Regions from separate parts of the Homo sapiens genome. Here all the other regions are linked to region 2. A link is a loop called in an ENCODE intact Hi-C map of the cell type or tissue named here. Cell type or tissue: PC-3. All regions are shown on one strand.

Evidence for each region. Peaks named below come from ENCODE experiments on the same cell type or tissue, not always from the same donor. Only the 100,000 strongest peaks of a DNase experiment are listed, where the experiment ranks them.
Region 1: a loop joins it to region 2, with 10 times the contacts of the local background. A loop is called at or near these places in 64 of 110 quality-filtered maps.
Region 3: a loop joins it to region 2, with 2.9 times the contacts of the local background. A loop is called at or near these places in 5 of 110 quality-filtered maps.

What each region holds. Positions count from the first base shown.
Region 1 is chr14:80,849,127-80,851,626 of GRCh38, reverse strand. All of the region lies in intron 9 of CEP128 (centrosomal protein 128), which reads left to right. Among named protein-coding and RNA genes, the nearest start is that of CEP128, 91 kb to the left of the region's middle. In PC-3, a CTCF peak has its summit at 1,211; no DNase peak of the experiment used is centred here.
Region 2 is chr14:80,054,861-80,057,360 of GRCh38, reverse strand. No RefSeq gene overlaps it. Among named protein-coding and RNA genes, the nearest start is that of DIO2-AS1, 160 kb to the left of the region's middle. RefSeq lists a silencer at 841-1,135. In PC-3, CTCF peaks have their summits at 781 and 981 (motif pointing left); a DNase peak (open chromatin) is centred at 970; H3K4me3 peaks cover 413 bases; H3K27ac peaks cover 889 bases.
Region 3 is chr14:78,958,384-78,960,883 of GRCh38, reverse strand. All of the region lies in intron 11 of NRXN3 (neurexin 3), which reads right to left. Among named protein-coding and RNA genes, the nearest start is that of NRXN3-AS1, 120 kb to the left of the region's middle. In PC-3, CTCF peaks have their summits at 797 and 998 (motif pointing left); a DNase peak (open chromatin) is centred at 1,013.

The sequences.
Region 1 (2,500 bases), 790 kb before region 2:
CCCATTTCTATTTGGAGTGGAGTATATTATATATTCATTTTTATACTTTCTGTTTGCTTTGGAGCTGTAGATTATATTTCTGTTCTTTTGATAGCTGTTCTAAGATTTTAAACATACAGTACTTATTAGTCTAAGATATCTATGTTCCAGCTACATTGGATTCTTCTCAGTGTCTTACTGGAACATTTTTCTCCCTTCTCGTTCCTCAGGCTCAATTGTGACCTCTTTAGGGAAAACTTTCCCGTTCCTCCTCGCCTTCTAAAATCGCCCCTTCAGTTCCATTGCTCACTGTCATGTATCATATTACTCTATTTTTAAAAATAGCATTTAACACAAACTATAATTATTGTTTGTTTGCTTATGCTATTATATGCCTTTTGCCAAAGAATGTAGACTCCATTGGAGGGGCTTTGTGCATCTCGTTTACCCTTGTTTCTGGGACAGGTAGTACAGGGTTTATCACACAGAGCTCACTGAACAGGTGCTAAAGAAATTGACGTTTCCAAATGTAAGTGATTGTTCAGCTGCATATAACATTCTTGGTAAATTTCACTCCAAGATTTTTATACCTTGTGTTACTCTACTGCTCTCATTCCTGAAGACAGAAAGTAAAAGTTAAACAATTTTAACTTATTTGAAGTTTATATAGTAGTTACAATGATATATTCAAAATTCCATAAACATTCTTCAAGAATTCAATCATAGTTAAATTAAACATAATTCAACTCTATAAAAATAACATTTTCGTATAGTGGGTTGCTGGTTTTCAAACTATACTGACAACTTAATAAAGACAGCTGGATTTTTGATATCTTTGTGTTTAACAAAGTTTGAAAAAGAAATTTAGAATGGAGATGCCCAGATACATGCATTCTAAATGTAGACCTCTTTGAAATATTAATTATGGATTTATGAAGAATGTTAACATAGCTGTGTGAGCGTGAATAAAGTGACATTTCATGGAACTGTTTCCTTTGTGAGCTGACAGCAAATGCTGATTGACTTTTCTTTTGGGATACTGCAAATAATGGACAGAAAGAATTTTTAAAGAGACTTTGTAGATACAATTCCTTTTCTTCGTGTTTTTCTGAATGTTTGTGAGGGCAATATCTTTTAATTTAGATTTTCACATAATTTGCATTAAATGTTTTAAATAAATTGATAAAGGTCATAGAATACTTGATAGGGAATTACTACAAGTTTTGACCACTAGTCGTCAGTATTGAACCATTAATTGTGAAGTAGTAGACACTGTTTATTAAAGTTGGCCAAATTTATTGAAAAACAATTATTTATAGTGTGTATACTCTCAACTCTTAGGGCTTTCTGAAAGTGTACTTGGCACTAGCCTCACAAATGAAAAAAATCTAATTAACTGTCTGTTATTACAAATTTAAATTTGAAACGGTGTTACCCTCTGCTGTTAAAAAGTATGACACATTGTGTATTTTATATGAAGACACCTGCTGTATTTATCATGAAAACTGTCATTTCTTTGCCTTTGTATTATAGTTTCATGCTTCCTCTTCAGGATTACAGGTTTTTCCCTTCTTCCTTCCTCCTTCCCTCCCTCCCTCTATGGAAGAAACTATTTATATCTAGTAAAACAGATTATAATTTGATATGAGCATTTTTTTCGCGGGAATCATATATTCCCATTCCCTTTTCCACTTTTAATATTTCGAAGCTGTGCATGCAGAATTTTCCCAAAGATACTTTCTATAAATATTCATCTTATGTAGACCTAAACCTCTTTCTCCTAATTGTTATTTTCTTGTTTTTGGTGGTGATTTCCTTTTGTACACTGTTGTCCATCTACCCAGTTATATTTATTTTCTATTGGTGTTCTGTTGGATAGTTTATCCAACAGATAGATTATCCTTTGCCTATTTTTTCTTTAGTTGTTGGAAAAGCATTTTTTATAGCTCTCATGACTCATTGTGTTTCTAGTTAATTTGTATTTCTATTAAGTACCCCAAATCCCTTTTTAAAAAATATTAAAGTTGTGGTATTAATTATTCATTGCTCAAAAAATGAAAAGCTGTTATTTCTTATATATCTTTGTCCATACTGTGGTCAAGTATTAGGATAGTATTTAGAACTATAACCTCATTATTTCATCGTTTAATGGATTTTGTATGGTTGTGACAAAAAAGTTACAGTTTTATGTTTATTATCTGAGAATGAGATCCTGAAACTTTCCTCGCCAGTGTTAGTCTTGGATGGGCAATCAAGTTACAGTGATGCTGTGATTCAAAGCCACAAAGTGTGGGCGAACTTGGGTCTCTGGAGCTCCCAGTTTCCAGTTCTTTCTCCTCCTGACCTGTGAACTTGTTTGGAAGGTGCAAAATCTTACTCTTTTTGTGTGGTTCATCTTATAATGTTTCTTCTTAAACAGATAGATAACCATCTTGATAAAATAATTTGTTTTATATTTTAAAACCTTTATATGTTTCCTTTATGTCTTTGCCTCTCCTTTTCTCCTGTTCTTTACACCAAG
Region 2 (2,500 bases):
TATAGAAATAAAGCAATAGAGGAAGAAGTCAGAAATAAGTCACAAAGTTCTCTTCCTGAACAATAACAGCAAATCTTTATTAAGTGCTTTACATACACTGTTCTTTTAATTCTTAAAACTATGCTATTTGATGAAAACACTTATGACCTCCAATTTACAGAGGAAGAAACTAAGATTTAGAGAGAACTTAAGTAACTTGCCTGAGGTTACACTTAAGCAAGTGGCAAAGACATGATTCAAATGTAAATCTAAGGTTGAATCCAGAGTGAATGTGAATCCAGCTACCTTTCCTTCCAGAAGTTCTTTTTCCCTTTCTTCACCTTCCAGTCTAGTAGACTAGAGGATTCTTCCTGCACACTAACAGGCCAATCTGCAATAATTATTTTCTTTTACTGTTCATTAAAGTAAGTTAAATAATGTAGACATGGACCTACTGAAATTTGAAAGACAGCCTATATGAGGCACAATTGTTCTCTTCATTAAGGTTGGAAAAAGCATGTTGTCTGAAGGAATAAAGCATATCTGAAGATGTGCATAGGACCCTGCTTAGGTTTGTCTGCTGTTAGTCTCACTAAAGAGGGTTAGGGAAGAATCAACCAAGGTCTGATTTTGTTTCCTTTATGGATTTATGAAGATAACTCTTTTTTTAACTGCAAGATTGCCTTTATTTTCAACATTTTATGATTCACCTAGGTCAGCTTGATGCTGTGTTTGTGCTGATGGGGTAAAAACATGAAGATTTCAAGAACAAACGTTTTTGACAATGGCTTCTCTGGCAGAATTAACACAGTGTTCATTGCGCCCATAATGTCTAAATAGACATGTAGAATATGCCTTTGTGAAGGAGACCGACAGGGTGCTCCGCCCTGAGAAAGATGAGAGAGGGAAAGAGAGGACCAAGAGAACCTGGCTCCTTTGAAAACAACTTCTTAGAAGTTTTTGCCCAGGAAAATGTTGGCTTTGACTGCTCTCTAGTGGTGGGCAGTGTTCACTGTCAGCAATTCCTTCCACAGGAATCCCAAGCTGAAGGAAGAGACGGCAAAACTCAAGCTTTTGCTTGGACACCTAGAGCTGAGTTGCAAAGGAGCACACACACACACACACACACCCCAGGCCTGGGGGTGGAGGTAGAAGAGCAACTTTCACTGAGCAGGAAAATGATAATAGAGATAAGAAGATGAAGTCTTCTATGGAAGCTGGAGAAAGGTTTGAGAGGATGAAGAGTTCCATATTCGGAGCCATAGACCTCTCACGGCTGTGCTCACTTTCTTCTTTCCATAATGGTAGTTTCCAAAATTGGAGTTGTGCTGGCTCCAGAGTTTTAGCTGGTGCCTGAGAGCTGACTTCTTGAACAACTCTGCAGAGGATGAAGAAGAGGAAGGAGACATACTTCTTGCTTTCAGGTGCCGTCCCCTTTTCTGGAGGAATTATGTAGGTCTGTTTTATTTTTTTCTCTACCCTACATTACTCAACAAAAGAGGGGAGAGTACCGCCTTGGGAAGAGATGGAGAGAGCCTCTGTTGTCACTCGTCCAGTTTTCCCTAAATCATGTTTTATAGATGACTCAACTGATATTGTGAGCTTTATTTGCATTTAGGGAAAAGATAAGTAAAATCAGTTTTGGAGTTTTCATTTTGTTTTTGGTCCACAGTTAGCATACATCCTGTGTTTGTTTGTTCCTGCTTCTGCACCGATTTTCTATGAAAGCGTATATATTTACATTACCCCTTTAGGTCTCAATGACTACATCTATATAATGGTGGGGTCAGTGGTCAGAGGTTGAGAGGTGGTTGATGTTCTGGACTTCTTTTATCTCTGATATGCCCTGAATATTATGATTCACTGACTCATAGAAGAGAATCTAAGAAAATATCCTGGGTTATGTAAGAAACCATTTGAGTCCTGGCCAGCTAAGCAGCAGTTCACACAGAGAGAAATACTCAAAATAGAGATACCAGGCAAGTGACATATTGGTGACCAGAAGGCACTTCCTTTCAGAAGAGAAGGCAATCAGATCATAGCCTTGCACAGAATAAGGATTCCACAAAAAAATTCCCGTGGTTCCTCCATTTTCTTGATCCACTTTCTTTGTGTCTCTATATGTAAGGCAAAGTGGAGAATTAAAGCAATTATTTGGATAATTCAAGCAGAAAAAAACCTCACAACACCCACATATGCTGCAATTATCTAGACATTTCAGGCAGAAGTGAAGCTCAGAACCAAATTATCAGGATAGTGCTTCAATTCTTCTGAAAAACAGCAATGCTAATTGCATGACACATTCAATGTACTATCACAGAGGACTGATGAGAGAGCAAAATTCTTGCTTGACATGCCTAAAAAGAAGAGCATAGAGTAAAAATATTCCACATCAGTTAAAACTTGGTAGAGAAAAGACAAAGGTAGTGAAATGATTAGTGCTAAAATGGGTTTCAAAGTACAAAAGAAGGCGTTAATAAATACGTCCAGGGACATTGAACAACCAGGAGAAATCAAGGCT
Region 3 (2,500 bases), 1.1 Mb after region 2:
AAGTTTTTAAAAATTACTATGAGAAATACATTTTAAATGGAAAATTTTGCAAAATGACTTTTTACAGCTTGGTGCTATACATGCTATGTAGGTAAGGACAGGAAAAGTCAACAAGAACCAGTGTAGTCAAATTTTTCTACTAGCAAGGGCAAGTTTTTGTACTAGCAAGAAGTTCTAGGCAGAGGAGGCAGTTCATGCAGCATTAGGCCCCAATTCTGAGGAGTATAACTCAAGTTATGCTTGGTATAGTAATGTATTCTTAATAATAGAAACATAGATCAATCAATTATTATTAACTGTCACCCGAACTTAATGCTTTTCCAAGAACACAATCACATTACAATAAATGATAAACACAAGGTTGAGGAATATTTCTATCCTTGCTTTTGATTTCTTGTGAGCCAGACCTATTCTTTACATCATTTCTATAAACTAGCTGAAATTGGACACACTAGGGGGGCCTTAAAGAACATTAAAGGGATTACTAAATAAGCCAATGAGATACTACTTAATAACTTGAGGACTGTGGGTATTTTAGTTTCATTGCCTGATTTTATGACTTCTGTGAACTAAAATTAAAATTTCCCAACCCCTTATCACTATAAAAAGCAACCCAAGATTGTAACTCATAAGCAAAACAGCACTTTTCCCCTCTCAAATTTCTTTATCCTTCTGGCTGCTTTCTTCCATCAGCAGTGAAGTTCGGGGGGTTGGGGGGACACGTCTGAAAATGAAAGCGTTTCATTAATTTCAAAAAATCAAATTACTGGATAATGGCATTTCGTGACTTGGCCCTGCTTTTTAATTATTAGTGGTAAAAGAAAGTGCAATTTACAAATAGCTTTATTCCAAAGTTTTCATAAAAGAATAATGACTGAGAGAGACACATTATAGTACCCTCAGCTCTGTAGTTCTTTATGACTATACTTTTGGAGCATTTATTTTCCAGGGAAAATGAAACGAACTCACTGTCAGGAGAGATCAGGGTGAGGTCGCCATCTAGTGGCTGCTTTTCAGAAGCGGCTGTGAATCCCATCACCCTTCAGAGACAAGCCCAGAGGAGTGAGCAACAGATGTGTGACTTATCCTTTGCAGGATCCAGATGCACCAACAGTTCATACAGTTCTTGAATAATTAATTCAGGTTGGCTGCGGGCGCTAAATAGTGTAACCATTTGTACATCTCTTTTAAAATGTTCATTTCAGAATGCAAATTTATGCTCCAGGCACGTAGACCAGGAACTTCACCTCCCGCTTCTGAGTTATGTCTATGTGTAATCGAAGTGTTTTGGGTAATTGTTGTGGTGGTTCTGTTTGTCTTTGTTTTTGTGAGGGAGAGGTCAAGTGTTGTGGCCTACCTCCTGTAAGTTTCTTAGGAGACTTTAATAAGCTAATGCATTCCCTACCTCACTCCAACCCATTCCATTATATTTTTCCCATATTGTAAGATAAATTATTTTCTTATGATGGATTTTGAAGTACAGCAAGCAGAATGATTTTGTGGAATCACACTGACATGGATTTGGAGCTTAATTATACAACGCTCTCAAAGTTTTATGCTTCCTTTAAATGGCATTAAGAACACTTACCTTTAAAGGCTATAGTGAATGATAGAAGATTAAAGGAGCTGATATGCTTAACACAGCTAACAGTTTCTAATGCCTACTGGGCACTGGATATGTGCCTAGACGCTCTTCCTTAATCCACAGGCTATCCTTCTCTACACACACACACCTGTACATGCACGTACATATCTTACTATATTTCCTGATTCCAGAAGTATAGAAACTCAGGCTCATGAATATAAAATTAAATTATAAGACCCCAAATTACAGAATATTCATGCTGGAAAGGCCATAGAAATAATAGAATATCAATTTTAAAAATGAGGAAATTAGGAAAAAGAGGTTTAGTATATCTATCTCAAAGGCATAAAATATTTTAGTGGCAATGATTATATTAGACCCCCAGGGCTACTGACTGTCTTATTCACAGAAGAAACCATGGAGATGGCTTAGGCCACTGACTGCATTTGACAAGGCCCAGGAATGTTAACTTTCCTAACGTCCTGCAAGTTAACGTCAGGGCCCAGATCTGATGGCAACAGTGTTTCATGTAATACCCCATGCTGCCCCAAATCTTCTTTCCCATATGGATAAGAATTCTGCTTCATAGATGTGTCCTGCTCTAGAATATCAGAGAGGGAAGACTTATAAGATATAGCATGTAAGGCCTGGCGCGATGGCTCACGCCTGTAATCCCAGCACTTTGGGAGGCCGAGGCGGGTGGATCAGGAGGTCAGGAGATGGAGACCATCCTGGCTAACACGGTGAAACGCCATCTCTACTAAAAATACAAAAAATTAGCCAGGCGTGGTGGCAGGCACCTGTAGTCCCAGCTACTCGGGAGGCTGAGGCAGGAGAATGGCGTGAACCCGGGAGGCAGAGCTTGCAGTGAGCCAAGATCGCGCCACTGCACTCCAGCCTGGGCGACAGAGCAAG